Regions from separate parts of the Homo sapiens genome. Here region 2 is linked to region 1. Evidence: chromatin loops called from intact Hi-C (ENCODE). Cell type or tissue: thyroid gland. All regions are shown on one strand. Each heading gives the region's core, and the rest is flanking DNA. Links, peaks and the distances in the headings are about the cores only. Region 1 overlaps RAPGEF1 (Rap guanine nucleotide exchange factor 1). Region 2 overlaps RAPGEF1 (Rap guanine nucleotide exchange factor 1).

Region 1 (16,124 bases), core at 3,567-11,566:
CTAGGCAACATAGCGAGACCTCGTCTCTACAAAAAACTAAAACAATCAGCTGGGCGTGGTACTGCATGCCTGTAGTCCCAGCTATCTGGGAGGCTGAGGTGGGAGGATCGCTTGAGCCCGGGAGTTCAAGGTTATAGTGAGCTGCAATTGTGCCACTGCACTCCAGTCTGGGTAACAGATCAATACCCTGTCTCTAAAAAACAAAAAAAGGAAATAAGGAAAGAAGGAAGAGTTTCAACTTGAAATACCCTCAGGCCTAGGGGCTAGCTGGGAGAGGCTGCTCAGGCAGGCCTCATGAGTGGGCGCACTGCTCTCGGGGGACCCAGCTCCTCTGGGTCCACTTCCTACCTCTCACTGCCGTCTCTGCTGTCCTTCCCAGGGACGCCGCTGACCGCTGAGGGATCTCTGGGATGTCCGTCTTTCCCAGCCGGTGGCTCCTGGAAAGAGGAGTGGGTGCTGAGTTCTGGACAGGGGCCCTCTGCGGGGCTGCTCTGTCTTCCCAGCATTCCTGCCTGCAAGTGGCTGTGGAGTGCAAGTTCCTATGGAGCAATCTCAGATGTGAACAAATTAAAGATGAATGCCGTTAATCACAGGAAACACAAGCCCTCAAGACTAGCATGTGGCCTTTGGAGAAAGTGAAAGGTGCCACTATTTGTCTCATCTGTAAGCTGCCAACCTAGGCAAAGCCACCTCAACTACCTCCTCAAAGAAGACTGTCATAGCCACTCCCCCCGAGCACAGCCAGGGACTGGGCTCTAGGCTGTGCCCACTTCTCCTCATTTGACTTCGTCAGTGAGCTAACACCATCGTCCCCACTCCATGCATAGAAACAGAGGCCAGAAGTCAAGGACCCTGCTCAAGACCACACAGCTCATAAACAGCAGAGCTTGGATTTGAACCCAGGGCTATCTACCTGCAAAGCCTGTGCCCTTAACCACTGGGCCCTGCTGTCGTGAACCAAACTCTGCTGATTTAAAGAAGTCCTCAGGGCTGCAGTGCTCAACCGGGTTCAGTCCCCAAAGGGCCAGCTCTCAGGCCCTGGGGTGCCAGTCCCCTCTTCCTCCGGCAGACTTGCTTCCTCCTGGGTCCCTGGGCTGGCCCTACTCAGTGACAACATGGCCCGCCAACATCCCTGGTCTGCTGCTGAGCCTGATGGAGAACTGGGGCAGGACAAATACAGAAAGAGTGCTTCAAGGCAAGGAGCCAGTGAGCCCTGGAAGTGTCACAGTGGAGGGAGAGAGCCATGCGAAGCTGGCCTCTACCTGCACGTGGACTTCACCATGGGGAGGCTGAGCCGGGGGGTGCCAGATGCACATGTCAGCAGAGGAGACAGCTCCCATGGACTGGGTCAAATCCCACTGGAGTGGACACTCTTCAATGTTCTATAACCTGCTAATGTCTGAAACAGGGCTGGCTCTGGGTGGGCCTCTGAACCCCTGTGGGGACCCTGCTGAGAGAACCACCTGAACGGGTGTGACCAAGCTCTTCACGGGTGGGGGCCCGCCCTGGGGTGGATCACTGGGAGTCTTCCAGCCCTCATGGGCCTCCCTTCAAGGAACCTGTCCCACCTGGGCTCATGGGGGGAGCAATTTCTGAAGCTTTTGAACTTGCTCATGTTTGGCTGAAGCAAAATGTGGAAAGTGGATTGCTCAATAGAACTGCTGTACCGCGATGGTCGGGAGCTGGGGCAGCAGCATCACGAGGGTGCTGACGTCGGGTACCTTGTGGCTCCCTCAGGAGGGGGTGTGCATAGTCATGGCAGGGGCTATGGGCCAGACTCACCCGCTTCCTCAGAAGCAGTCAGTGTTGGAGCAATGGGACATGCTGGGGAGGGAGATGAAGGTCTGAAAGGCCCTATGGGAAGAAGAGTCCCTCCCTCTGCATGAGGGACAGAAGATGAAGCCAACACCAGAAGATAAGGGAGGAAGGAACCCCACAGAGAGCACTAGATACACAGCCGGGGCCCGTGCCACGCTGGTCCCAGAGATTTCTAGATGACCCATCTGGCCAGGCTCTGAGGAGTGCCACACGCACTGAAGCAGGAGCAAAGGGCAGACCTCCACCTGGAAGCCACGTCCTCTCCAAAGGGCCGAGCTGGCTCCCAGCAGCCTGCAGGAGCCCAGTCTGCTGGTGACTAGGAGGGGGCTCAGCCCAACAGAAGCAGGTGCGGGGGAAGCGGCCTCGGGAGGGCAGAGCCCAAGCCCCACCAGGCCAGGCCACATGCAGGAGGCCGCCCGAGGTTACTTACTCCTCGAGAGGGAGCCAGCTCCTCGCTGCTCTGGCCAGAGGAATACAGATTGACATATTCACCCTCACCAGCTTCCTCACTGGCGTTTTCACTCTGGGGGAGACAGGACGAGAGGAAAGACACATGGGCCAGGCCCTCCAGCCGGCCCTCACAGCTGGCCAGGGGATGCCACAGCCTGCACTCTGGTCTTCCCAGGTGCAGAGAGCAAAGCTGCTTTTGCCACCTCTTGCCTCTGTGCTAGAGGGGATCCAAGTCTCCTGCTGCTGCCCCTCCAATGGTGTCTGGGGCTAAATCATCCTGGAGAGATGGCCCCACTGTAGTGGAGACAGCAGGGGTCCCCAGTGTGGCGGGAAACGATTATGGAGGGAGAGAAGCAACACATCAAGACAATCCCACATACTGGGGAGTGGGGTCCGCTGCCTGCACTTCCTCTGCCCCATGTACTTGTCTGCTCCAATCTGCAAGGCAGCATTTCTCTGAGTTGGACGAAGCGCTACAGGCACTTTAACAGGCTAGAGACCAGGCTTCTGTCATCGGCACCACATGCAACCGAACAGACACTTGTCCTGAATCTGTCACCTCCACACTTGCGAAGGGCTTTGTACCTTTCCCTAAAAACAGACAAGTAAATGGAAAGCTAGTAGCATTTTGTATCTTATGCGTCTGATAAGTTCCTCTCTAAATGGCCACTAATCCATTTGTGGAAAATCAGATTCCTAGTTTGATAGAACTTTGTATAGAAGAGTCAGTTCTGTTCTGGAAACACATGGGCTCCCATTGCACCTTGTGACCCTCAGTAGCTGTCAGCTCAGCCATGCTGCCAGCAGGTGTGCGCTGGCAGCCCCCAACTGCTAGTAAAGGGGAGGCAGTGTCTTTCAGGAACGTGAAACCGCTTTTTAAAAAACGTGCAGCCCCATGTGCAGGGGTGTGTGTGTGTGTGTGTGTGTGTGTGTGCACGCTGAGTTCTCACCGAGTCAGTGAAAGAGGTTTCGGAAGGAAGGCAGACAGTATTCCCATGAAAGCTGCTCTCCTGAGAAGCCGAGAGAGGCCCGTCCACGGTGCTGGGAGGTGGACCGGCCATGGTTGGCACGGCTAAGTCAGAGCTCTGAGACTGGTGGGCAGGTGGGAAATGTGGAGAGGAAGAGGAGGTAGGCGGAAGGAAAGGCGGAACGGAAGCTTGGTGGTGAGGCACGAAATCCTGGGAGTAGGACCTAAACACAGACTTATACTACAGAATCCAGGTGGAGAACAAACAAAAACGAGAATACAAGAAGAAAAGAGAAAAAGTAATTAGATTGGCAGTAGCTGAGCAGTGACAGGCCGTTCACAATAACTTAGTCTAACGGGCCACCAATCACGCCAAGCAACCCCCAGTCCTCAGGCCACTGTGATACCCACACCCAGCACCTCCTCCCTTGAGAAGGGCCCTGAGACTGGAGAGTGAACAGCGCTGTCCTCAGGGCTATCTAAACAGCATGACACAGAGAACGGCTCAAGTGGCCACATGCTCTGCTGGGACAGAAAATAAAACCTGCGTGGCCCATCGCTGTCTTGTCTGCTCAGGAACTTCGTGGCCAAATTCAATGTCATTGTAATTACTCATTTTGAATTTCTGGATGAATCTCTCAGGTTTTATTCCTTAAGAGTCAAACACTGCAACTTTTAAACATTGAAATCCACCTTGAATGCTTTTGGAAAGGAGCGGCACAAACCTTAAGCGTGGCTGGCAAGCTGCACTATGGAAATGCTAACGATGTCTGAGTCCATTTCTCTTCCTACCCCATTTTTTTCTTTCTTTCTTTCTTTTTTTTTTTTTTTAACAAATGAAGTAGGCTGGGCATGGTGGCTCACACCTGCAGTCTCAGCTCTTTGGGAGGCCAAGGCAGGTGGATTGCTTGAGCCCAGGAGTTTGAGGCCAGCCTGGGCAACATGGCAAAACCCCATCTCTACAAAAAATACAAAAATGAGCTGGGGGTGGTGGTGAGTGCCTGCAGTTTTAGCTGCTCTGGAGGCTGAGATGGGAGGATCACTTGAGCCCAGAAGGCAGAGGTTGCAGTGAGGCAAGATCAAGTCACTGTACTCCAGGCTGGGTGACAAAGCAAGGTCCTGTCTCAAATAAAAACAAATGTGATCTTACAACAGCTTTGATGCCACCTTGTAGCCACAAGGCTATACTCCCCCAGATGCTCATCAGAGAGGAAAGACACTGTGTTGAGAAGTGACAGCAAATCCCATGGCTTCTGGGGTCCAGTGAGCACCCCCGGCTGGGGCTCTGCTGCTGAAGGAGGGACAGAGGTGTTCCAGGACCTGGTCAGCAGCCACCACGTGGAGAGAATCTAATGATGTGATGTCATCGTGTCCTACAAAGGCCTGCCATCATGCTGCTACCATCATGGGGAGCTGGGAGAGCGCTGTGGGGGTGGCCACGTCCAAAGTCCTTGCAGATATGGGTGAATGAATGAGTCACAAAATTAAACAAAACAAAGACCTTGCCGGGCTCACTGGCCCACTACAGAGGCAGGGACGTGAGGAAAGTCAAGCCCAGTGCAAATGTGCGTGCCACTCGCTCAAACATTCTCTGTGTTTGCTGTGGCTGGGGATTTTCAGAACCCATGGAAAAGAGGAAGAAGAGGAAGAAAAATGAAGTTTTAAACTAACAAGAGGTCAAAGCCACTCATCCTTAAGTAGTTTTTTGTTTTCTCTTTTGAGACAGGGTCTCACTCTGTCACCCAGGCTCACTGCAGCCTCGACCTCCTGGGCTTAAACAATCCTCCCACCTCGGGTTCCTGAGTAGCTGGGACCACAGGTGCATGTCACCACAACCGGCTCACTTTTTGATTTTTTTGTAGAAACGGGGTCTTTCTATGTTGCCCAGGCTGGTCTTGAACTCCTGAGCTCAAATGATCTGCCCGCCTCAGTCTCCCAAAGTGCTGGGATTACAGGGATCAGCCACCATTCCTGGCCCTTAAGCAGTCTGGCAAAGCTACCCTTTAACCTGTACAAAGAGCTACCGTAACTCGAGGGACAACGCAACCCTCTCGTTTCCACCTGTGTGTACAGCCGTGGCCCCTTCCCGGCTGCACTGACCAGAGTTTCAAGCTCCTCCCTCATCTCACTCCTGTGATCTCACACCAGATCCATGACATCTGCCCTAAGCACTCACTACCACTTACACATCTGCTTTCCCATCTAACCTACAAACTCAAGGCCAACCCTATGCCATGGTCAAATAAATCAGTGGAAGTGTCATACATGTGACCAGCACTGAACACTCAGGTACCTGTACAAGTGAAGTTCCCTTCATATCCTTCTTTCAGGAGCTCGGGGGGCAGACACCCTGCTTGGTACACCCTGGCTTGCCGCCCTCACCTACACCCTCACAGCAGGCTCCACGCAACACTTCAACGTTTCACAGCAATTACCCAGGATGGCGCTGCAGGCCTGGGAGCTCGCTCTGGGCCTTCCTGGGATGGCAGTGGGGTGAAGGGCTTGGCTTTCTGGGTTTTCCATCGATCTCTGGAGGATGCCTGCACACAGCAAGCCTCCCTTACTGGCTGGGAAAGTCCACAGAGAAGACAGCAAGCAGGATGCACTGGCTGAGGGGTGGGACGGCGTGCTGCTGGGGGGGCTGCCTTCAGGGAACCCTTGTATGACTGTTTCAGGGAGTGGCTCAATCTTTTGTAGCCCCAATTCTCAGATCTGCCAGATGTTCATTCCCAATGCCCAGACACTGCCACGAGATTTGCTAAACAGATCCCCCTCACCTTGCCTTGCTGCTGCCTAGTTTAAGGAGTCATGTTCCGCGCTGACTCCTTCTGGAGTCTTGAAATAGCCTCATCGGCGCCCCCGTGTAAAGTCACTTTGTGCTTCCACGTGCCCTGCAATAACTGAGCACCTGATTTACACATACACAAATGGCTTTTGTGTCATCACAAAATGTACCAAGTTGGAGAAGTGTCTTCCTAACCAATCATATAGTGTGTTTAGCCGGTTTTAATTCAACAAGGTGAGGGGCAGACTCCCACAGCATGGTGCCTCTTCCGGGAGACGGCACAGGGCAGCGGCTGACTGCAAGGTCTCCAGTTGCCCCTCATGGCATCTCCGCTTGTGTGCCCTAGTACAAGTGACTGAAGTTCTTGAGCCTCAGCTCAAGCTGTTCATCTTTAAAACGGGGATGAAAACAATAGCCCCTCCCCCATAAGGTTTCTGCGACGTTCCGCGAGACGCAGAGCGCTGCGTGCAAGTCCTCCGCATGGTGCTGGTGCGGACGACCTCTCGGCCAGCAGCAGCCGTCCTCTCCTGCCCTCCCAACAATCCAGGAACTGCCCTAAATAACAGTACTGGGGCATTCAGTAGGGGCCTAATACATATTTGCTGATACGTATTTTAGTAGGCACCTAATACATAGTCTAGGCACTGTATTAATTAAGGTGTCTAGAATATTACCTGACTCACAGAAGCGTCTCAGTTTTGAGTGTGGATGGGTAAGAGACGAACTTCACCCACTGCATGGGTTCAGGTCCAGACACTGGGGAGGGAGGCTCAGGGAAATGACCAGGGGTGTGGGCTGCCAAGGAGGGGGCAGCTAGCAAGGAGAAAGCAAGGAGAGTCGGCCTCTCTTGGACAAAGGGGCCTGGCCTGCTCTGCCTCTGCCTCTGCAGCTGTGAGCTCACGTTCTGGTATTCAAGCTATGCAGTCGTGCTGGGACAAGAGCCAAACTGGAAAGGTACCTTCACGGGGCAGGGAGACACAGGGAAAACCTTCTGATCACCATGAAGCCCTTGCTGTGCCCCTTGGGCTCTGCAGATGCCAGGAGCTGCATCAGGGCTCATGGTCACACCATTTACAACAGGCCCCCATCTCTACCGATTCCCCAGAGCAATACTTCCAGCCCCTTATGATCACGCTTACCCACAGGGGCAGAGAGAAAGGCAGGGCGGGCCATTCCACAGAAACGCCGCCTCATCACAGCCTGGAGTTTATTTTAGGATCTGGCTCGTGCCCGGGTTTGCTTCTGACGAGCTGCTGCTCTCTGTGCAGCAGGAACTTTTATTTATAGCCAGAATAAGACTGTTTGGGCTGAGGATTTTAGAACGGGAAGGGCTGCCTGTCTGAGACTTGCAAACTTCTGCACAAGATCTAGGGGTGCCAGTTAGGAGAGGGGTGCCTGGCCCCCAATGTCAGCCCTGGTCACATAGCCAGTCGAAACACAGCAGGGACTGCCTCATGAGGACGAGAACAACTATTCCTACCTCATGCTTCCTGCTAGGCAGATGTAAGTGTTGCACGGATCATCTCAATTAACGTACACACAGTGCCTTACTGTTCTTATTACTGATGAAAATACTGAGGCTGGGAGGGGAGACCACGTGCCTAATAACACAGCTGGCAAGAGGTGGCGTGGGTATGGCTGATATCACAATCAGTTCGTGTTTTCTGAAATACTGAGGTGTATCCTGGACGAGACAGGCCCTAACCATGCAATCCCACAGCTCTGCAGGGTACAGCCTCACCAAATCTGCAGAGTTCCTTAGCTGAGTGCTTTGTGACACCAGGCATGCAAAGCCCAGTGAGCTGAGACTTGATCCATAAGCCAGGATGGAGAGAGGGGTGCACTGGCCAGAGTGTGGCAGGACAGGCAGGGAAAAGGTGGAATCAGTAACCAGCTCCTTTGGAAACACACCCCTGAAAGCCACTGGGCCCCGGAGTCGAAACGATGCTGGAGGCTGATGACCTCATATGCGAGCGTGTGGCCAATTCATTAAAAGGCAAAGCTGCCTGAAGCTGGCCAGGCACCAGTTTTTTTTCTCACAAGTAAAATACTTAGAAAAGGCACTAGTTTTCGGTGACACCTTCTCTCTATTATAGTCCTGGCATGGAAAAAGGATTAGGGATGGGCTCTGTGTTGCCTTAGCAAGAAAGCAGGAAAGATCTTTTTCTTCCTTTCTTTTTTTGAGACAGGGTCTCGCTCTGTCACCCAGGTTGGAGTGCAGTGATGCGGTCTTGGCTCACTGTAGCCTCAACCTCCTGGGTTCAACTGATTCTCCTGCCTCAGCCTCTCAAATAGGGGGGAATATAGGCATGTGTCGCCAGGTACAACTGATTTTTTGGATTTTGTAGAGATAGCGTTTTGCTGTGTTGCTCAGGCTGGTCTTGAACTCCTGGGCTCAAGTGATCCTCCTACCTCAGCCTCCCAAAGTGCTGTGATTATAGGCGTGAGCCATCGTGCCCAGCAGGAAAGCAGATCTTTAAAGGAACAATTCTGAGTCCTCAATATAACAGCCACTCCACTTAATTCCTCTGCTGATCAGGAAGAGCGCGTGCCAGAGGAGGCTGTCTGCTCATCAGCGGCTGAGGGTTAGGGACACAGGCTGAGGAACCTTGATCAGAATGGTTGCTCCACAGTGACTTGAGCTCCAAGCCCTGGAGAATTGTCAGCTCCACCAGTTACAGCGAAATGTGGTCATGTAAATGAATGGATTCACTGGCATGGTGAAGTGTTTGGGAAGAGAAGTTGCCAGAAATTGGTCATTACTGCATAATCTTGGCTCAAGTAAGGCTTATGACTTCAGAGTTTTTGGATGCTACTTAGCAAAACAGATAAGCTATTGGACAGCTGGTTTTCGGGCTTAAATTTTTATCCCTCATTTGTGAGAAAACACATTCAGGGGAAGCTGCTTTTCTAGTGTGGTCTGGGCTTCCTTCCTCAGCGGAGAATCAATGGGAGCCACAGCTCAGCACTGGCGCTGGGCTCAGAGCACATATGTCCTTCAACTAGGGGACTGTGAGCCTCAAAGTGTGGGCCCTAATTTATCTATTCTGGAAGGAAATTGAGCTTTTCACTGATGATGACACCCACGTGATTGTCTGGGGAGAAAAGCTTATCTGATTTGATTCTTATAGAGATGGGGTATGACCACTCCCAGGACACCCTCCTGCCCCAGGAAAGGTGCTTGGTAACACTCCTTGTTACTCCATTTGGCAAACTATTAGGGATACCTCTGGCTTTGTCTTCTCTTTCCTTACGGTCCCAATTAACTACTGGTTTACACAGTAGGGTCTACCTTAGGCCCAGGGGCAACTCCTTTTCCTTGATGCCCTTGTGTTAATTTAAAACAATAACTATACCTTACATAATGTCAAAAGATGAGTTCCAAAGCCAAGTGGTAGGTTCTGAGGCCAATGCCACATGCACATGAACTGAGATCTGCCACTGACCGTTTTGTCTTTGATCCTGGTAAGAAGGCAGTCCTGTGGGCCACACTGTGTGAATGACAAGATGGCATTCTTCTCACCAAAGAAAGGCAACATTAGCATTATGTTGGGTCCAAAAAATATCTTCTCCCTTTTCAAATAAACTCCTTAGTGGAGCTTATTTTTAAAAACCACCTGAATATCCTAAGAAAAAAGGATGTAAAAGAACAAAAATGCGTTGCTTGGGAGAAGATGGGTGAATGCAAAAGTTCCTTATTAAGTTCCTTCTCATGTGATGTATTTTTGCAACTGGAATCACAATATCTCCACTGAAAATACTACGTTTTGGCCAATGGCTTCATGGCAAATTAACTCTTGCAAAACCTCCAATACATTCTAGGATGCTCTGTAATTCACTAAGTGTTGATCTGAATAACATCAACCCTTTATAGAAAGATTTAGTACAGACTGAAAAATGATTCAAATTCAGTTCTAGAAGTCTGACAACTATTTTTACTCAGTTTGCATTTCAACAGCCTGACAGGGGCTCTAATTTATACTTATTCTTAGAACTCTATTTAGAGCCTGTAGCTACACTTTGTAACATGTCAGAACATGAAGGAGAAATACACGCCTCTCAACGTCCAGCCTACACACTTTTCTTTTGACCCAGCCTTACGAGATCTCAAAATTTATTTGGCAATTAAGCAGTTCAAAAATGGGCAATTAAGCAGTTCAAAAATGTTAATCTAACGCTGTATTTTTCATGATAGGGTTCTGGATTCCAACCCTGGCTCTAGCTTAACTTGGAACAAATGGCTCAGCTTCTCTCTCCTGGCTTCTCCATCTCTAGAACTGCAGTGAACCATTTGATCACAGAATAGGAAGGAAGGCCCTCGATAGGGAAACAGTAGCCTGACGTGGAAGTAAAGGCGAGAGGCACTGGACGTGGAACTGGCCCTCAGGATGCGTGTCAGTGCACGACCTTTACAAGGAATGGGGATCCTGTGGGTACCAGCCTTCCAAGAAGGTTTGTGTCTATTTCCTATAACTTTATCTTAAAACTTCTCCTCTGTAATTTTCCCCACCACCCTGACTGAACTCCCACATGACAGTTTGCCTGTCATGGATGGAGTCAGAAGTACAACCACGGCCAGGTGCTACAGTGACACTACTGTGCCTGAAGCTGGTCAAGGGGCACCGATCAGCCAAAATGCCAGGCTGTAAACAATAAAGATTCTCAAAGTCTACAACCAGGGGTTGGAAACAGCTGCATCAGAGTGGTTGCTTTTGAAAGCCCCCAATGCGAGGCACTCTCAGCTCTGTTCCTGCTGTCAAGGCTGTGACCAGTCCTGCTGCTGAGATGGGCATACTCCCTACTGCCCACAGTAAGGCAAGGCAGGCTCGCTCCTGGGCTCAGGAGGTAACGCCGTCTCCTCCAGAGCTGGGCCTTTCTCTATAGGTGGCTCTACGTTATCCCGAGGGTCGCAGTGACCTGGAAGGGGCTCTGGTCTGCATGTACCTCCTTCCACAAGACCAGGTCAAGCTGAGTGGGATCTAATCCAGCCTTCACACTTCAGAGCAGCACTGGGTCTTTTAGGAAGAGTGGAAAAGCACAGGGGGAACGCACTGCAGGAGCCAAACTGTGTTTCAAGGGCTCTGCAGACAGGAACTACCTGGGAAACTCTTGAGTCAGACACAGCAGCCAGAGCCTCAGGTCAGTAGGGAAGGAAAATGAGGAAGAAAATGGATTCTTGGCCAGAGCCTGGGACCAATGCATCTGTTACATGGGAGCTAGAGGCTAGGCTGCACCAAAGCTGCCAGTTCACAGCCCATCCCCTCTCCTCAGGGGACATGCAATCCTGAGAAGACGAACCGGAACATGACACAGGAAAGCAGCAGCCTCCCCCACATGGCGACAGATCTGATGCTAATAGCTCCCTTTCCATGAAATGCTGGTTGTGCGTCACGTACTACATGTGTGCTTTTCATCCTTGTAACAACCTTGTGCTCCCACTGCACAGAGGAAAGCGGGGCCCAGGGCACTGGGGCAGGGCGGTGTGCTCAGGTTCATACAGCAAGTAAGGAGAAAACACGGTGGGGGAGAAGACAGGGTTGTGCAGGAAGGAGAAACTCGTATGTTGGGAAGGGATGAAGGGAAGGCAGTGGAGGTGTGCAGGGGACAGGTTCGTGGTAAGGTGGGGAGAAGCAGTGTGAGGGCCTCTGAAGAGCCAGGGAAGCTGGCCCTGGTTCTGCAGGGATGTGGCGACACTATAGTCTAGCTGCAGGGTTGAGAAGCAGGGAGGGCCTCTGACTGCAGAGGCAGGAAGGCCAGTCAGGAGCTGCAGTGCATCCAGGTGAGACATGGGGGTGGGGAGGAAGTGAGTGGCCACGGGCTGGAGAGAAGCGGACCCGCTCAAGGCTAATGCCCTGTGCAGTATCAGCAAGACATGGTGGGATTGGGACAAGAGGGGCAGGACAAGAGTGAATGGGCACTGCCTGCCTGTCTGCTATGTGCCAGGCATGGGGACTAATTTCTGACCTCAGGGAGCCCAGGGTCTGGTGAGGAGAGAAGCCTGCACTCAAACAGCTGGAGATCTGTGGAGACTCAACCTTGGACTTGTAGATTCTGCCTCAAAGGGTATGAACTTGTAGACTCTGCCCCTAAGGGTATGGACTGGTAGATGCTAACCCTAAGGGCACAGACTGGTAGACCACACCCTTGAGGGTATAGACTTGTAGACTACATTGTGCTGCTAAACCCCCAAGAATGGAGGACAGTCCAGGAGTCAACGGTGTGAAATAACCTGAAGCACCTACGTACTACGTGAGCTACGCCAGGCCAAGGAGGAACATGCACCAGTGGGAGGGAGAGGCCTCAAGGGGGCTTCACAACATGGGGACAGCGGCACAGTCCTTTTCCCCAAAGAGGAGCACTCCATGTGGACCGTGCAAAGGGAGGGTCAGACCAGTGTGTGCACCAACACCCCCCCCCAAGGAGGGGCTGCCTTGAGAAACCCCTCTCCCACCCCCGGCTACCGGGTTCTGCCCACAGATGCTCCCTGCTCTCTCTCTCAATGTGATCTAGCTCTGACCAGGACAAAAAGCCAATGAGACAAGATGGCATCAGGGAGGAACAAAGGACAAAGGTCAGGATGGCAGGAACTTATTTTTTCCAACAGGTGCCGAGAGCCCCATGGACTGTCTTCCACTTCCCTCCCATGGGCCATTCCGTTTTCCTCCTCCTCTCCTCCCTTCTTCTCTCCTTCTCTCTCTATCTCTCCCCTTTCCTGTTTGGCCTTTAGGCCCGTCAGTGTGCCCAGGGTTTCTGTGATGGCTCATCCTTGGGGATGGTTTGTGGCCAGGAGGTTGTGGGTAGGGAAGGAGAGAAAGAGTGAGTGAGTGAGAGGCAGATGAATGGGCAGAGTGAAGGAGCCTGCAACAGGTCCCGAGGGGCTGGGCCTGGCATTTCCCAGCGAGGGGACGCCATGGCATGGGGACTGAGCGTCTGCATGAAGCTCAAGCCTTCTGTTGAGAGCACATGTGCTGATGCACAGAAACCTGGGCCCATCTCAGAAAACGACTGTTTTGCCCAGAATGGGATGCCAGCTGCTCTGCAGACCCTTTTAAAAAAATTAAAGTCCTCAAGATGATACACACTTAACTCTCTTAGCCTGAAGTTTTTTTTTTTTTTTTAAACAGATGACAGTTATTACAGGCATTTCAATATAACTTCTACTCACAACTTGGGTCTGCTAGCAGTTTTAATTATCCAGATTCATTCTGGAAGCCAAGATGGTAAAGAAATATTTCAACAGATTTCTAGCACCCAAATAGACCTCTTAGTGAGAGTAAATACCCATAACTTTCAGTTAGCAAAGAAAGAACGTACAAGAAAGTAGTGTGCAGTATGGAGGAAGGTGTTTTTTCTTTTTTGAGACGGAGTCTTGCTCTGTTGCCCAGGCTGGAGCGCAGTGGCGCGATCTCCACTCACCGCAAGCTCCGCCTCCTGGGTTCACGCCATTCTCCTTCCTCAGCCTCCCAAGTAGCTGGGACTACAGGCGCCCGCCACCATGCCTGGCTAATTTTTTTTGTATTTTCAGTAGAGCCGGGGTTTCACCGTCTTAGCCGGGATGGTCTTGATTTCCTGACCTCGTGATCCGCCCACCTTGGCCTCCCAAAGTGCTGGGATTGCAGGCGTGAGCCACTGCACCCAGCCGGAGGAAGGTGTTTTTTCCAATGCCAACCCTGCAGCACCGGCAGGGCACAGGCAGCCCTAATGGTTACTGAGAGATTCTGCATCTCTCGGTCTGAAGCCTGTGCAGGGGACGGTTGGAGGGACTCCCTGGGACCAACTCGTGGGAGGTGCTGGTGAGAGAGAAGCCCAGCAAACAGTCGAGTCCAGGCCCGGCAGAGCCTGCGGATGGGGAGGACTGGCTTTTCCTGGAGTGGAGGTTCTGGGGAGACGGGAGGGCTGGCTGTCATCATTCCCCTCATTACCTTATTCTAAGTGTTTACATTTGAGATGACCTTCCCGAATGGATGCTGGGCTTCCTGGCCTCCATGCCTCTGGCAGGTCCTTCTGTTTGGAACATCTTGACTTGCTTTCCCTGTCCTTTAGCTCCTAAAAATCCCGACTGCCCTTCAAGTCACAGTTCAAGCTCCACCTCCAGCCCCCACGACCCTGTCCTTGCTCCGCCACCCACAAGGTTTCTATGCCTACAACTCTCATGTCATTCCTCACACGTGCTTTCATGTGGTGTGAACTTGTATGTTACATACAAGGTATCTTAAGACTCCCATATATTCCAGGGATAAAAACCATGACGTGGCCAGGCGCAGTGGCTCACGCCTGTAATCCCAGCACTTTGGGAGGCCGAGGTGGGCAGATCACCTGAGGTCAGGAGTTTGAGACCAGCCTGGCCAACGTGGTGAAACCCCATCTCTACTAAAAATACAAAAAATTAGCTGGGCGTTGTGGAGGGCGGCTGTAATCCCAGCTACTCCGGAGGCTGAGGCAGGAGAACGCTTGAACCTGGGAGGCGGAGGTTGCAGTGAGCCGAGATCGTGCCACTGAACTCCAGTCTGGGCAACAGAGCAAGACTCCATCTCAAAAACAAAAACAAAAAACCAAAAGCCATGACGCACTCAGACCCAAAATTAATTAATATGTGTGCAGATGTTCTTTGGTTCTGCGCAGGCTTCATGCCCGTCTTCCTCAGCCTGCTGACCCGTGGCCCTGCTTTGCTCGGGGCCATCCTCCTCAACTGCATGTCTTTTGCAACCCGGCCTGGAAAAGTTGATGTCCTGAGCTTGCTGAATTAAACCCATCCCTGGTATCAGGGAAGGAGTGAATGAGAATACTTCTCAGTATCCACCTCCATTTAAATTGTTCCACACAGGTTTAGTGCCCTACAAATTCCCTTGGCAAGAGGTTTTCAATGGTTAGAATCTTTTAGTGGAAATAATCGTCCACTGTGCCAAGAACCACGTGAGGTGTCTTCAGATTTGTCAACTGCTGTGTTTCCAAGGGGCACTCCTTCAGAGTTCCATGCTGGACAAACCATACAGGCCCAGGAGCAATGAATGAAGAAAGTCAGGAATAAAGGGCCGCTCTGATAGTAATCCAAAGCTCTATGTCTGGGGCTCATCTCAGAATTTAACCAAAGGATATATGAAGGACATGTTGGCACCGTACTGAATCCCTTCTCTGAGGTTCCGGCATACTGGGTGCTGAATGTCCCAAACCTGGCCATTACTAATGGTTCCTGAGGTATTCTCCTTTTAATGACATAAGGACCTTATAAGGTCCTTCCCTCAGGCTCCTTGGTGGGCTTTTTGCTAAGAATGCAGTGTTTTAGACACAAGATGTCTTAAGGCTCTTGTATGTCCCAGGGATAAAAACTATGACGTACTCATAACCAAACTTAATTAAAACGTCCTCGAATTTAATTTTGTAGCGAACAGTCCAGTTCATTCATAGTCCTCTAACCCTAACTGCTCAAAAGGGATATTGTGGAAACTCTAAGGGGAAAGAAAACAAAAACAAAAATCTAGCTCAGTCAAGAGCTCGGATTGTCTAAAGGCCAAGTTTCGCAAGATTTGTGAAAGGAGCTTGCCAGAGGTGCCTCTGAGGAAACCAGGGGCTTCTGTGTGGCCACAGCAGGGTGAGGGGAGCGCATCTTCCCAGCATGAGTAGGGATGCTGGGGGCTCTAAGGCGTGAGGCCTCAGTACCCATTGGGAGAATGCACTCCAAGGTCCTCAGACAGGCAGGACCATCTTGGTCGAAGGCACTGGGCATTGGACTGCCCACCCTGGGCACAGATGGAAACCAGACAAGACCAAACTGGGAACTTGAGTTTGGATAAGTCTTTAAAAGTCACTCGGTCCAAACTCATCATTTACAGAGGGGGAAAAAAGGCCAAACAGGTTAACTCTCATGTGTAAAGTTAGAAACAGAACAAGACTAGAATCCAGAACTCTTATTACTAAGACAATGAGAGCAAGAACAGTAATAAGCTTTCTAAGCTTACTACATACCTAGACATTTCATATAATTTTACTTAATTTTCACACTTACAAAATATGAGGCAAGTAAAATCCAGTCCCAAAGGAAAGACGCTGAAGCATCTTTGGCGGGGGGCCATGGGGGGAGAATTGCACTGCCCAAGGCCAAACTTC
Region 2 (16,124 bases), core at 3,646-11,645, 88 kb after region 1:
TAAGTTAAAATACTGAAACATTAATATCTGAATATAAATGTAAAGTATATGTATTCTGGCATCTTGTTTTTATATGGCATAAATTAAATACATGCGGGCCTTGTGAGTCTGTTAATAAACATGAAAAAAACTGTATTAGGGCACATGTTCCTAAAAATTAAGAAATGGTGCTCATGTACAAAGTGCTGATATAAAACAGTTTAAATTTGCTCACTCCCTAGTTTTCACTAGAAATTAAGGTTACCAAGAGTTAAAAAGTCTAATTAATGGATGACCATTAAAACTAGAAGGAAATAACTCTGTATGTGAGGGAAATAAGATACTTTCTAAATAGGAAGTTATAAAGAATGAGACTTTGTTAAGGGAAAAAGAAAGTAATTTTTTCTTTCTACAGTAGAGTGACGGTTCTTCCAAAACGAGAAAGAGAAACATTAGAGGACAAAACAGAATCGATCAGAAAATGGTAAAAGGTTTGTGGAAGATGAATCTTGTGAAAGGAATTTTATGTTTGATCGAGCTAAAATTAAAAGGAAATTATTTATAATGTCCAATTTTTTTCTAAACCTTTTTTTTCTAAAAATTGAGCATTAATATCAAAAGTACACTGATGGGTCAGGCATGGTGGCTAATGTCTGTAACCCCAGCACTTTGGGAGGCCAAGGAGGGCAGATCGCATATAGCCTAGGATGTGGAGAACAGCCTGGGCAACATGGCAAAACCTCATCTCTACCAAAAAAAGGATACAAAATTAGTCAGGCATGGTGGCATACACCTGCTGTCCCAGCTACTCAGAAGGCAGAGGTGGGACCCTGGGAGGTGGAAGGTACAGTGAGCCGAGATTGTGCCACTGCACTCCAGTGTAGGTGACAAAGTGAGACCCTGTCTCAAAAAAATAAATAAATAAAATAAAAAGATGCTAATGCAAAATAGAATTTGGTTCTCTCAACACGAGGTTATCAAGGTCATTTTAAGTCTTGTTATCTACAGTTAATTGCTTTGTTCTGATGCTTGTCTCAATGCTTTCTTGGAGTATTGATTTACTCTTAATGAGAAATAGTGAAAGGTTTTTCTTTCTTTCTAGATAATTGGCCTAGGAAATAAAGATTTTGTGTTTTATCAAGACAATTTCTTGCGCTTTGCATTTTCTTTTATTAGGCCTTTGATTACTTAAGAAATGTGAGTCTTCTCAATATTAAAAGAGCTAAATTTTTGCTGACAACTATGTAACTTACTGTATTTGCCTTCTGAAGTCTTTTTCTTATCACTGGTTAAATGAACAACTATTATTTCCACAATGACATGTGATACTATTTTAATTGTTTTAAACCTGTTGATATTTTTGACAAACTTCTCAAAATCAATTTTAGATCAAGTCTCTCTGACCTCAAATTCACTTTGAGGTTTCTCAGTTGGGCCCCCAGAAAACATCAAAGGATGAGTCTCTCACCGTGAAAAAGAGAAACATTACTCCAATTAGGCTTATCTGATCATCTGATATGCTGTCAGTCATAATTTTGGTTATCATGTTAACTTGTTGTATGCCACAGAAACAGCCAAATTTCCTTGTCAACTGAATCATTATTATAATGAACCCTCATCAGATCTCTAATCATGGTCGCTTTAAGTCCTGTTATCCACAGTTAATTTGCTTTATTCTGATGCTTTTCTCAATGCTTTTTGCAAGCAACTATAATCCTAAAATGTTGTGTTTTCAAGGAGATTCATGGAAAGGATGGAAAGGACTTTGACAAGAAGAGGTCTCTAATAACTTTAAGATCATACCATTGGACTGGCTAAACATTTCCAGAACTCTAATAAAGAAACTGATGGGCTTGTGAAACTACTGACCAAGATCAAGCAGAACAAAAATTAATTACATGAGACAGAATAAAATGATAAATAACAATTGTGGGTTTTATGGTTTTTAATTTGACATATTGCTGGTGTTTTATTTCTCAGATTAAAAAAAACACCTTTTTCCTTATATTAGCTTTCAGTAATTTGGTAAAGTTATACTCTTATGAACAAAAACGAAATATTTATGTTTTCTCCCTACCTAATATCTCCAGAATTCGGAAATTATTTGTGACTCTTCTTATCTTTGTGCTAATATAGTTATTTCCATTAAGTTCAATATGAGTCTGCTCTCATAACAGAATATAGTTGGAAATATCAGTTTGGCTTCCTAGCTTTGAGAGTCCTTTAAAAGTCCAATCTGAGATTTCTTATCCAAAGTTCCAGCAAAGCAAACTTTGTGATCAATCACTAGCATTACTGCAGTTGTGTAAATAATCAGGCCAAGTTTGACGAGACTAAGCTCATTTTGCAAAAAAATTCACCTCGCTTTATCTTTAGTAGAAATGAGGGTGACTGTAGAGAGAAAAACTATGTTTCAGAAGAAAAACTATAGTACACCTGTTATTAGATTGTAGCCCTGTTCGTTGTTTTTGAGTTTTTACTATTTGTAGGCTGGAACGGATCCAGAATTCTTCTACTTTCCTATTTGGAAACATCTGGCTACAACTCTCCAAATACACACAAGAACTGCTCTGTCCCAGAAGCCCTACAAGCTGGAGCTTGACAACTCCATGTATATTATGAGGGACAGGTCTCATACCTGATATGTGGGCCACAGAGAGTTCACCCAAACACCGGACGTTATAATCACAGGCAGTCAAACTGCAAACCAGGACAAGCTGACAACTTCATGCTGTGGACAGCTTTTCCCAAGACATCAGAACAAGATTCTTTATCATAATGAGGCTCTGACTCCTCTTGATTTTTCCTTGCTTATGCCTACCTTTTTCACTTGGCAGGATAATGCTACATTGCCGGAATTGCACAATCAGTAGCTTCTACAGAGACTTGATGAAAAAACGGATCTGTCATGCCAAACCTAGTCATGGGATGGTAGGTAACAGAAATGCCACCTTCTAGCCGAACAGGAAATAATCTGCACAGTTGCTAATGCTTCTTGTTGCACATGGATAAACCGAACAAACAGGCTGCTTGGCTAAAACAGGTAGATTCCCCATCTGGCTCATTATTTGATCTAAATGATTTCAGTTGGTTTGGTTCATGGGGACCCTGGCTAAGGGGCATACTCCAAACTCTTGGTATTATCATCCTCATAGTCATTAGCCACAACAGTAGTCTCCCTGGTGCACTGTATCCTCTCAAAAAAGTCTTAAATGTGCATATGCAGCCATCTGCTGAATGGTAAATGTTCTCTCTCTGGCTGGAATAATGGAAACTCCAAGAAATGCATGATAATGAGGACACCCATGAATGACGTGTTAAGATTTAAACCCCAAAATAATGATGACGGAGTAGTGCTGATGCCCTAAGTTTTGGTCACACTGTCTCCTAGGTGAGAGCATGACAAAAAGGGAGAAATTGTTAAATTAAATTTATAGGAGGTCATTGGTTTGAACTGAGCTCCTGCAATATGCCCAATAGACCAAACCAAAATGGTGTCACTCACGCTCAAGTTCCATACCACTAAGCCAAAATAAGATTTTTATCTGACCTTCAGAGAAATCAGGAGAGAGAGAGAATAGCCAAATCCCCAAACAGGCCAGTTGTAGCTGGCATGATAAGAAAGTCCCCTCTGCTTTAACCTTTATAAGAAAAGTAACTCTGAAACAACCAATCTGCTTTTTATTTTCTGTTTCTGCTTTCCTCAGTCCTTTTCTTTCTATAAAACCAACCTCCTCTGCTTGGCCCATCAGAACACTCAATTCTATTCAAGTGTTTCTCAATTCTGGAATCACAAGTAAAAGCCAATTCAGGTCTTTACATTGTTGTAATGTTGTCTTTTGACAATACCTTTCCAAACCCCAGATCCCATCCATTCCCAAGTCCTCTTGGAGTTTCCATTATATCCAGGGAATCTGTCCCACTGCCACCACCCTTATCTGCCTGCAAATACAAGGCAGCTTAAGAATTCCATTCTTGCCATTCCAAGGCTTTCTCCCACTGCAGCCAGGGCAATCTCATCAATTTTTCAAAGCACAAATCTCGTATCCTCTCAATCAGTTTCTCTCTCTCTCTCTCTCTCCAAACACTTAATGGCTATTTAGCTTGAGACTGAGTTTAAGTGTTCTTAAACTCAAGGCTGTGACAGGCCCTACAAAATCCATCTCACCCCCTCTCCCACCTCTGCCTCAGGTCTCTGCCCACTGTTTTCTCACCTAGACAGTATCCTCTCCCTCCCCAAGGGCCCACCTCACATTTCACCTACTTTACTCTGACTTACCCTTCAGATCCTAGCTCTGATCTTTCATAGTATTTACTAGTCTGTAATTACAGGGCAAGGGCTGGGGGCAGAGGAATTCTGCCTTTTTCAGTCAGGGTTCCAGCAGAGAATGAGGCCTAATACCCTAGGGCATGCATTAGATGTACTGAATGAACTTCTCTCCCAAGCATCCAGAAAGCATCAGCTGTGTCACACTCCTGGAAGAGCTGAAGAGCTGAACAAATAGTCACAGAGTTCTGTGTTGTATGGTTCAGATGGGGAACCCAGGTTTGAAAAGCTTTGTGCCAAATACTACTTGACACAGAGTAGGTGCTCAAAGGTTTGTTAAAATGAAACAGAAATGTAATCTTGCAATGAACCCAAGGCTGGCACGCTCTCGCTCACTCTGCTGCAGTCACACTAGATTCGTGCTGTTCCTTCAATACCTACCAGGTCCCCCTGCCTGGCATGCCTGTGCCCCAGGTTTATCTGCTTGGCCAACTGCTTCACCTTCTCAAGACTGGACGCAGATATCACCTTTCAATGAGGCCACCCCGGACACTCTCTTTAGCTCTGCAACCTGACCCCATGATCCCTGGAATTCCTGATGCCCCCTTATCCTCCTTCCTACAGCACTCATCACCTTCACACTTTCTTTTTTTTTTTTTTTTATACTTTAAGTTTTAGGGTACATGTGCACAACGTGCAGGTTAGTTACATTTGTATACATGTGCCATGTTGGTGTGCTGCACCCATTAACTCGTCATTTAACATTAGGTATATCTCCTAATGCTATCCCTTCCCCCTCCCCCCACCCACAACAGGCCCCCGTGTGTGATGTTCCCCTTCCTGTGTCCATGTGTTCTCATTGTTCACGCACTTTCTTTACATGCAACTCACTAACGGATAATGTTGACTGTCTATTGTGTATTTTCACCTACTAGCAATATAGGTTTCATGAGGATATCTGTAACCCAAGTGGCTAAAACAATGCCTGGCATGCAGCACATGTCTAATCAATGTTCATTAGATAAATGCATGAACGTGCTTCTTCTGAGTTACCACTCTCTCATAATTCGGAAGCACACAGGGACTGCCTGGTTCCAATTCTGTAGATTCTTTAGCTCAAATCCCCGCCAATGATTAGAATGCTTCCCTGTGTCCGGTTTCAAATTCCTGAGGCAGAACCAATTGACCCGGCTTGTCTTCCCAAAGCAGGCCACACGATAGAGGTCAATGGTAGCTACCCATGGATGAGCCATTTAGTGTAGAAGGGCCTCTTGGCACAACCGAAAAAGAGCAAAGCCATCTGAAGCTATTCAGTGTGGAAGCAAAAGCTCTCCCCAGATTGCAAGCGCACTGCTGTGTTACAGCAGAGGCCACACTGGGTATCAGTGGAAGCAGGGGCATCAGGAGCGAGTTGGATCAAGCTAGACGTTTAGCTGCCAATCCTAACCTTAGTGGGGGCTGCTGCCAGGACTGAGTGGTGTACCTCAATGTCTGGCTCACCCAGAAGAGGTGCATCACTCCCTCAGGAAACTTAACTGTCCATATGCAGCCATCTGCTGAATGGTAAATGTTCTCTCTCTGGTTGGAATGATGGAAACTCCAAGAAATGCATGATAATAAGAACACCCATGAATGACATGTTCCCATCTCATCCTCTCCATAAACAGATTTGTTGACAAGTGTAACCAGCAAACATTTAATAAAAAAATCAATGTAACTCTGCAGGCAAGCAGGCATTCTTTAGAACTCCTCACCGCACCCCGTTCCCTGCTGCAGATTTTATAATGACCTGAAAGGCAGAGTGGCTGACACAAGCTGGATAGTTCTGGCTCAGGAAGATGTCTCATGAAGCTGCAGTCACCTGAGGCCTGACTGGGGCTGGAAGAGCTGCTTCCCTTCCCTGTGGGCTGCTGGCCAGAGCCACAGACCCTCACCTGTGACCTCGCCTCACCACAGGACAGCTGGTCTCCCCCCAGAGCAGGGGATCCAAGAGAGACAGGCTGGCGGAAGCTACAACATCTTGTATGACTTCTGCTGTATTCTACTGGTCATAGGACCAGCCCTGATCCAGAGAGGGAGGGGATGACACCTGAGTGTGAATACCAGGAGGCGGGGATCCCCGGACCATCCTGGAGAAGACATACCACAGTCTGCTCATGTAGACAAAGACCTATTTTTTAAGGGCCCAGAGCTAACAAAAGGTTTTTACATCTTAAAGGGCTTTCCTTAAAAAGGAAAATAAAGCAGCATATGTGACAGAGACCACAGGTGGCCTGCAAAGCTTAAAATATTTACTATATGGTCTTTATAGAAAAAGTCTGATGACCTCCGATGTACACTGTACTTTACAGATGATTTAAGGGATCTTTCAAGGCTAATTCTTCCTCTGTGCCATGTTCTCTTTATGCTCGGACTTTAGAATCTATCTCCCAAGTGAGCAACTCTATTGAAACAGGTGCTCAGCGAACTGTAGCTCTGAATATTATAGTGGCAAGCACTAAGAAATGAACAGCTCATCATAACCTGAACAGAAAGATAATAATCAACAGTTCCTTGTCCATAAGTAGGTGTCTGATAAATACAAACTCAGTGAATGAATGACTAAATGGATACGAAATACTACAAAGACGCATCTTGAAAGTATGGAGCTATCATGACAATAAAAATATCTTTAACCAACGATTTACAATATAAACACAACAACATGTGAAGGTGCTATAATAACATTAACAGCTGAAATTTATCGAGGGCTAACTCTATGCCAAGTATTGTCAAGCATTCTCGTATTCACGCCTCATATGCTAAGGCAGGTGTAATTAGTTGCCTTCATTTTACAGATGAGCAAATTGAGGCTGACGGAAATTAAGTAATTTCCCCTGGATTACACTGATACATAAGTAGCGGGGCTATTTTCTCTTAGCAAACTACATAAAAAAATAAAGAGCAACTCTGCATCCTGAATGTCATGCCTGAGATGAGCTTGCTGAAAGCGCAGCAGAGACAGCAGCCCTCTGCTGGCCCAGGCTTCTCCTCCATCCCTTCTCGCTCCCTCCCTTCCTCACACTCAGCTGGCTGGGATCCCAACCCAGGGACTCCAAGAAGGGCCCAGCTCCGGGCTCCCTATGTAAGCAAGGTCACAGAGACTTGAAATGGGTGATTGAACCTAATTACTCACTGCTCTGCTCCCTCTATCCAAAGAGAGCTTGAAAACATTTTCACTGAGGTCTTTGCTGAGATTGCAGACTCAGCACAGGACCTGCCTCCTGCTTTCCTAAATGAGCGAAGTGGCTTGCAGCGGCTCTAGCTCTGGGGCCAACAAGGTTTTGACGCTTGAATTAGGAGAGGGCAGAGAGAAGGCTGCAGCTCTTGCAGCAAAATGCAGGGCTGTCAGGTATACACCCAGGACACACTGCAGCCACTGCAACAGAACAGAACTGAGCTCTAGGCCACGGGTTTCCTAGGCGGACATAAAGAGATCTCACTCTCCCTGAATGGCCTTGGAGATGGCTCAAAGTGTCCACTCTTCCCAGATTCTTGCACCTGAGGGTACAGGACTTGCTCAAGACTATACAGCCAGTGTCAGAGACAAAGTTCACTGATGCTAATTCAAATTTTCCCACATTTTGGATTCTGCTCTTGGAAAGCTTGAAGTCCAGTTGGTTGAAAAGACAGTTGATGATGACAAGTTCTGGAGGGAAGAGGACCTGGGCAGAGGGAACCTGGACTAGAGGCTGAGTGTACCTGTGTCAGGGCCAGAAAGAGAGGGGCCAGGATAAAGGCAGACAGAGGAAGTCAGAGGCCTGGAACAAAGTGGGGCGTGAAGGGGAACATGTGTGACTATCTGGACAGGAGAGTCAGCTGACCAAGGACAAGGGCAAAGACTGTCAAAGGGCACTGAGGGACCAGCTGAGAGCAGAGACATGAATCTGTGTCAATAACACACCACTGTGACCTCAAAGGGATTCTCATAAATACAGCTGTCCAATCCCCGCACAGTAAACATGCAAGCCACAACAAGATGATCACCTCCCTCAGTCCACCCTGATTATGAGATAATCATCATCCACAAAAATATTATTCCCATGCCTAACAAGCAAAGGGAGGAGGGGCCCTCTAGTCTGCCCTTGTAAACAGACACTTGCAGGAAGGGAAAATAGGGAAGAAAGGGGCTTTGACGTCAGAGACCAGTTTAGGTCCCAATTCTGCCACTTACTAGCTGCATGATCTTGAGCAAGTTACTGGATGCTCAGTGACCTGGTTTTCTCATCTGTAAAATCACAATCATACTACCTACCCCAAAGAACTCTTGTGATGATTGAAAGCAACATGCTTAGCTCACAGACAGCTGTGACAAATTGTTTGCAGTAATGGCCAAACGATTCCCTGCTCCTCATACCCACAGCTTGGCAAGATGACTTTGCACTCTCCTGTTAGAAGGGCGGGTAGAAGGAGGGGGCAGGTCTCTCTCTCCCTTCCCCTTGAATCTGGGCTGGCCTGTGGCCTGCTTTAGCCAATGAAATAAAGTAGAGGTAACTGTGCGGCTTCTGACCTGGGGCCTCAGGGCTGCCCCCCTTCCCCGACCAGGTGAGCAACCCCACTACGGGAGGGACCCTGGGCTAGCCTGCTGGAGGCCCAGGGATAAGCCCTCCCAGCAGCTGATTGTAGACACTTGAGGAACCCTAGGCAAGACCAGGAGCCCAGCAGCCCAGCCTGAACTGCCAGCTGCAGAAGTGTAAACTAGGTGCCCAGTTGTTATTTAAGCTCCCTAAATAGCGGGGTGATTTGTCAGCAAGGACTGTAAATACTCAATGCACCACAGCTGATAATCAGGACTTCTCTCTCGTCCGGCAATTCTCCTGGTCTTGAGCGATGTTTCCATCTCTACCAGGTCATTCCCATCAGCATTCAACCTTGCCATTATTTCACCCTTTATGAAAAAACTTTCCCTTGACCGCAATACCCTTAACAACTACCACCTTGTGTCTTCACTCCCGCTTTCAGCAAAACTCCAAGAACGCCCATGCTCCCTGTGGCCAATTCTCCTCTGCTCATTCTTTGACACTTTCACACCCAACACTCCACTGACACTTTTTTTTTTTTTTTTTTTTCTGAGGTGCAGTTTTGCTCTTGTTGCCCAGGCTGGAGTGCAATGGCGTGATCTTGGCTCACTGCAACCTCTGCTTCCCAGGTTCAAGTGATTCTCCTGCCTCAGCCTCCTGAATAGCAGGGATTACAGGCATGTGCCACCATGCCTGGCTAATTTTGTATTTTTACTAAAGACAGGGTTTCTCCATGTTGGTCAAGCTGGTCTCAAACTCCCGACCTTAGGTGATCCGCCCGCCTCGGCCTCCCAAAGTGCTGGGATTACAGGCATGAGGCACTGCGCCTGGCCCCACTGACACCTCTTGTCAAGGTCTCCAGTGACCACTATGTTACTGAATGCCAAGGCCAAGTCTTGGTCCTCAAGGGATTTGACCCAGTCAGCATCATGTGTCACCGAAGCCCCCTCTCTGCCTCCTCCTCAGGAACACTTTCTGCAGTTGGCTTCTGAACACCAGTCTCCTGCTTTCCCCCTACCTTCCTGGAAGGTCTTTCGAGGTTTCTGCTGGTGCTCCCTCATCTCCTCCACCTCCTAATGCTGGAGTGCTCTGGGGCTCAGGCTTTGGCCCCTGCTCTTCTCTGACTTACTTGCTGGTATCTCACCCAGTCTCATAGCTTTAAACACCATCTTTATGTCAACAACTCTCAAAAAAGCCTACACTTCTTTTCTGAACTCCAGATTTTTATACTCCAGATTTTAATGGCCTAATGGCCACCTCCTTGTAGCTCTCTGACAGGCACCTCAAACTCACTCTGTACCCACACAGCCCCAATCATCCCCCACAATCTGTGCCACTGAAGCTCTCCTGCTTCGAAAGTCAACCTTCCGATGCTCAGGAGAAAACCACTGGGGTCGTCCTAGACTACTCTTTCTCTCTTTCACCCCATACTCAACCCCTCAGTAAATCCCACTGGCTCTCCCTTCCAAGTCCTTACAGTCATCTCAAGGCCTGGCTTCATCTGCCATGGGTCTCCAGCCTCCGCCCTAGTCACACATTCCCAGGTCAGGGCCTCTGCGCCACCTCTTCCTTTTCCGGAGCGCGCCTGCCCAGACATCTGCAACACACAGGATTCTGCTCCTTATTTCTGATCACTCTCCCTTTCCATCACATGTAAAACTAACAACCCTCTTCCCCTGTCCATCCTGTCCCCTTCCCTGGCTCCTCTATATGATACCTGTCATCCAAAAGCCTACATATTATACTTGTTCATATGTAAACTAAAAACTCCAGAGGGCAGAGATGTCTTATTTTCCTCATTAGGTATCCCCCGTGCCTGGAACAGTGGAGACACAGGACCTGTTCAATAAACATTTGTTGGATGAATGAACATCCAATCAATAAATGAACAAATATAGAAACAATAGAATTTTTTTTAGTACAGTGTCCCATTTAATAGTAAAGGAAAAATGCTGAAAGCCTCTATAGTCAATCATGAGGTTCTACAAACCTTCCACTGTCTGTTTTCTCCTTATTACAGTGGTGAGAAGAAGAAGGAGGTCTCCATTTGCATAGATGGAGACCTGAATGTGTGTGTGCCGGAGAAGCCAGAAGGCTCGCTGAGCAACCCCAGTCAAACAGGAGGCTGCTTGTTCGTAGCCTGCAAGTGAAGAATGGTTTTCATATTTTTAAATGATTTCACTTTAAATCGTTTTATGGGTATCTACATAATAGTCTTACTTTTGCTTCTTGGGCCTGCAAAGCATAAAATATTCATGACTTGGCACTTTTAGAAGTTTACCAACCCCTGGAGGCAAACTTCTCGGTAGTCCACAAGGCCCCCTGAAACAGTTATCCAGGTATTTCAGCAAAAAGTGACATCTGAAATCAAGTGCCTTAGAAGCAATCAGTGAAAAGTGATTGGAAAAGTGATTAAAGTGGGCACTGGCCATGGCTATTATCTAAAATAATGGTGACACCCTCTATGCAGCTGGGAAAGAAATAGCCAAACACGGAAATGTATTTTACGCACGTTCCCAGGGTAAAGCATATCCGAAAACCAATGGCTACGGATAGATATTGTTCTAAATTTGGAGGTATCTGATGACAGAATGAAGTTTCCTTCCCTTTTCTTACCCACACCCAAAACTACACCCATACTTCTCATGAGAAAAATTCTGTCACACTTAGGGTTTCCCTTTCCAACATCTGATCTTTCACTTAAGAAAAAACCGATTTCCAGGACACTTTAGTTACATGTCAACTGCTCCCAAATGGAAGCTCCTAATATACACAGACCTTTCAGTGCCATGCCTGGCAAATAGGAAGCCACTGGCATTATTGTAATACTGTATCCCAATATGTTATTATTGTATCATTGTTACATATATTATTGCATCATATGTTATATATGATACAATACATAATGGATTGCATATACAATGTATTGAATATTCTGTAACATGTAAATATAAAATCATAACATATACAGTATGTTGTATGGTTTTATATTATTACATGCGTTATTATATCACTGTTATATTGCTATCCTAACTTAGGAGACACAAAGCCACACTCTAGCTGCAGGGCTTCAGACAAGTTACTTCACTTCTAGAAGCCTCAATTTCTTCATTGGCAAAATTAGGGAATAATTTGAGATTTTTACTCTTCTCTTCTAGCTCAAGATGTCTGTGATTCCAAAGTCATGTTAAATAATCTTTTGTTTACCTTTCTCTCCTACCCTGAACCAGTTTATGACTACATCCCAATATGGCCTCTAACCTCACTGATGAACCAATGGCCTTGTCCGTTCTATTCACTCCAACGCCCTGACGTTCTACACTAGTTGATTCAAACTACCCTCCCAGCAAACTGTTTAATGTATCTATTTTCCTAACAATTGAATTGATGCTCTTGTCATCCATATGCAGTTAGGGAAATGGTTAGCTCTCTACAGAAGCAGCGAAGAGGGATTGCTGGGTCATTAGTCACGCTGCCTAACAGTAAGCATTACATTAACAATGTTAACAACACTTCTGGGCTCACTCTGTCTCTTTCATGTGAAGAAACTCAAGTATTTAATAATCATTGCTCTCTGGAAGGCAGAAGACAAAAAGTTGTGATGGTAATTGGGTACGCTTAAATAAAGCCTCATGTCTCCTTTCTATGAAACTCAGCACTTGAATGAGATTGAGTCAAGCCCAAAGCAAATGACTGTGGGAAATTAAATTTTATAACAAAATGGATTCTTAACACCGATAATGGCTTTTGAACTTCCCATACCCTTTCTCTGAGTCCCGTGCCATCAGATAATTCATCAAAATGGTGTTTGTAAGTGTAGTTTAAGTTTTACAAGAGGAACGATTTCAAAATAATATTCAGTGCTGATGTGCTTGAGAGTAACTGGTAAATTTATACATCACTCATGAAAATGCATCACTTTTGGAAAACAACAAGGCAAGATCCTTAAAGCTATTTCTATGTTCCTGGCTTGGGAACTTTACACTGGGAACTTATCCTAAGGACATCATCCAACAGAATCACAAAACTATATTAATGAAGCTACTTACTGCTGCCTGACCTGTAAAAAGTGGAAATAATTTCGATATTCAACAGCAGGTGAATGATTTCATAAGTTATGGAACAGTAACATGATGGAATGTCATAGTCATAGCAGTTATTAAGACCACATAGAAGCATAAAATTAAAAGAAAAAAAAGCAAAATTATTTGCATACGATGACAATTCTATGAAAAATATGCATCGTGCAGCCGCTCTGAAAAAGAATAATGGCACTGACTAACACTTTTGCCGCCTCACTATGTTTTAGGTCATTCACTCATTCATTCATTTTAAGACAGGGTCTCAGTTCACCCAGGCTGAAGTGCGGGGAGGATCACCTGAGCCCAGGAGGCAGAGGCTGCAGTGAGTCATCACCATGCCACTGCATGCGTGCCACCACGCCCAGTTAATTTTATTTTTTAAAATTTTTTGTAGACAGGGTCTCACTGTGTGGTCCAGGCTGGTCTTGAACTCCTGAGCTCAAGTGATCCTCCTACCTCAGCCTTCCAAAGTGCAGGGATTATAGGTGTGAGCCATCATGCCCGGTCATTTATGTCTTTTAGGCTTAGCCACTCAACATGCATTTTCTTGTTTGCATTTTGTCCGTTTGTTCCAATGTTTTTCTTTAATAATGTAACATCATTTCAACCAAAATTAAATGTAACTTCTCTGTATGTGGCCTAAAAGCAATAACAATAATAAACTGACTGGATACTGACTGCACGCCAGGCACTGTCCTAAGCACTTTGCATGGACAGACTCCTTCATCCTCACAACATCCTATGAAGTGGGCCCTATTTGCAGATGAGGAAATTGAGGCCCAGAAATTAAGTAACTTGCTGAAGGACAGCCAACTAGAAAGTGGGAGAACAAAGACTCCACCCTGGCACCTGGGCTCCAGAGTTCTAAAGAAATTTTCAAAGAAATTCAACACCATAAAAAGCACTCCTATGATCCCTCAGCTCAGCCAAACCGATGCTGTCTAAGCAGGTACTGAATGCTCCAGGAGCTAGCACATATGAAAGGCAGTGACCACTGCTGATGGTCATTGATGCACAGCCTGCAAAGGGTCCTTCAAGACCATCAGGCATGCGATACCTTAAGCTGAGAGACAGAAACAGGTGGAGAATTACCCAAACTCACACAGCCATTGGGATTGGGATGAAGCCAGGCAGATAATCCATGTCCATGGATCTGGTAAATCCAGGGTTCTCTTTACTATGCAATGCATAACAAGAATCACTAATATTCATTAAATGCTCACTGTATGCTAAGGGCTATAACCCCTTTATGTGAATTATCTCATTTAGTGCTCACGGTAGTCCTTCAAAGTACGCATTATTATTAATCTCATTTAGAGATCAAGACACAGGCCTGGAAATGTGAAGTAATTTGTCTTGTCTTACTTATTAGCTAGAAGGCACTGAGCCGGTGGTTATTGCAGCACCCAGCCCTTGTGCATTCTGGATCAATATTAATTAGCTGGCACACGGGCATCCAGCTGCCCCAGATGCTACTTTGCTATCTAGTGTGCAGAGGCAAGTCTAAACACCTTTGCTGGCTGGAATCCAAACATTTCTAAATTTGCCCCTATGGCAGAGCAACCACTGGCATTCAAAACTGAGGCAAATCCTTAACTCACCCCCTGCCACCCCCAGCCCCACCTGGGCCTGCCAATCTGCTTCCAGCACAGCAAATCCCACAATCTGCCAAGGTCTGTGGGCTGAAGCTTTTTATACTCAGCTCTTCTACTAAGGGTGTTAATTTCATTCGCTCACACCCACACTGTGTACAAACATGCAAATCATTAACATTTCCATTTACCAGGCTGGTATGGCCTGGAGCTGCTGGGATTTTTGAAGGAGATAACAATTCAATTTGCAATTACTGCTGCAATTTTTAATTCCCAAGGAAACTTCTGTCAGTGCTGTACTCCCGAGAGCCAAAATGAACACTGTAAGCAACTCTTCAAATCATTTCGAAAGAGAGGGAAAAAAAGAGAGGAAAGGAAGGAATGAAAGGAAAGGAAAGAAGGAAAGGAGCCAGTCAGGCAGGGTGCCTGCCTGCCTGCCTACCTCTGGGAGGGCAGGATTATAAGCCTATTTCAGAGAAGTTCAATTTAGCTCTAAATTTCAAAGTTTCCTCCAGCTGTATGAATCAACAACTAAATGTTGATTCTTTAGGAGGGGCTTTTGTGAAGTAATATTTGCAACTGAACAATCATCAACACATTTACTGTTTGTAAACTCAGAATTGCTGTGGGATAGAGGAAGGTGTACCTATTTTCATTCTCCAGTGTTACTACTTTGGGCAGTTAAAGGCTAAGAATGAACATTTCCAGGTCCCAAATAACCACCTGCCACCTTCCAAGTCCCAAAGACACCTGCTGGCACTGGTAACTACTATTTATTGCACGTCCACTGTGCACTGTGCACCAGGAACCACCATGCCCTGCATAAGCCTACCCTTCTTCATACCAGCAGGGAAACTGCAGCCAGGGAGCACTCACAGAGGGCACATGTGCCAGGCACCGTGCAAGTGCTGGGGACAAAACAATGAACCCTGCGACTGCCCGCCCTCAGGTGGTTTACAATCAAGTGGTAAACAGATCAATTAAAAAAAAAAAACCATGGATGTAAATTAAATAACACAATAAGATGCAGTCATTTGGAACAGGCCACTGTAGACGAGGAAAGCGAGGGCATTTGGCCTTAGAAAATGCATCTGTTCAAGGTCAAAGAGCAGGCTGGGCCACAGCTCTGGCTGGAACTCTCAGGGTCACACTTGAGCCACTGCTTCGTCCCACTCCCCATCTTATTTTTTTCTGTTTGGGGCCTGCTGGAACTCACTGCGGTAATACAAATGAGTCAGATTTCTCGACCACGAGAAGCATCCATTAATGTAAAAAACATTTTCTTGTTTGGGGTTGGTCCTGAGAGCTATCAAAAAATAAAAACCAGAACCATAAGTCAGACAGTATAATGGTCCCCTCATCGGGTATGTGTCCCACACTGTCTCAAATCACTAGAGAAGCTTCTCTAGCAGGCATCAAATGCTCTGTAGGGTGACAGCAGGTGGAGGCTGTAAGACTCATGTTTTTCACACTAGTGTTCTGCCTCTGCGGCTTTTCAACTCCCCAGGTGTAGGACATGGAAACACACGTAAATGATCTAAATGGCAGATAACAGTTTCCTTTAAATTTGCCTTTGGAATGCACTCTGGGCCTGCCCTTCCTAATCATGATCATCTTTGGCTCTGGTTAAAGTCTTATTCTCCAG

What was found. A loop is a pair of places that touch in the nucleus more often than their neighbours do. Peaks named below come from ENCODE experiments on the same cell type or tissue, not always from the same donor. Only the 100,000 strongest peaks of a DNase experiment are listed, where the experiment ranks them.
Region 2: a loop joins it to region 1, with 2.7 times the contacts of the local background. A loop is called at or near these places in 4 of 110 quality-filtered maps.

Annotation. Positions count from the first base shown.
Region 1 is chr9:131,601,713-131,617,836 of GRCh38, forward strand. RAPGEF1 (Rap guanine nucleotide exchange factor 1) reads right to left here. Exons shown (of 27, transcript NM_001377935.1): 13 at 3,219-3,476; 14 at 2,249-2,341; 15 at 349-437. Among named protein-coding and RNA genes, the nearest start is that of PRRT1B, 64 kb to the left of the region's middle. RefSeq lists enhancers at 4,077-4,577, 4,530-4,824. In thyroid gland, for the core only: no CTCF peak of the experiment used is centred there; DNase peaks (open chromatin) are centred at 6,929 and 7,229; H3K27ac peaks cover 3,546 bases.
Region 2 is chr9:131,689,906-131,706,029 of GRCh38, forward strand. All of the region lies in intron 1 of RAPGEF1 (Rap guanine nucleotide exchange factor 1), which reads right to left. Among named protein-coding and RNA genes, the nearest start is that of RAPGEF1, 42 kb to the right of the region's middle. In thyroid gland, for the core only: a CTCF peak has its summit at 7,253 (motif pointing left); a DNase peak (open chromatin) is centred at 7,336; H3K27ac peaks cover 5,532 bases.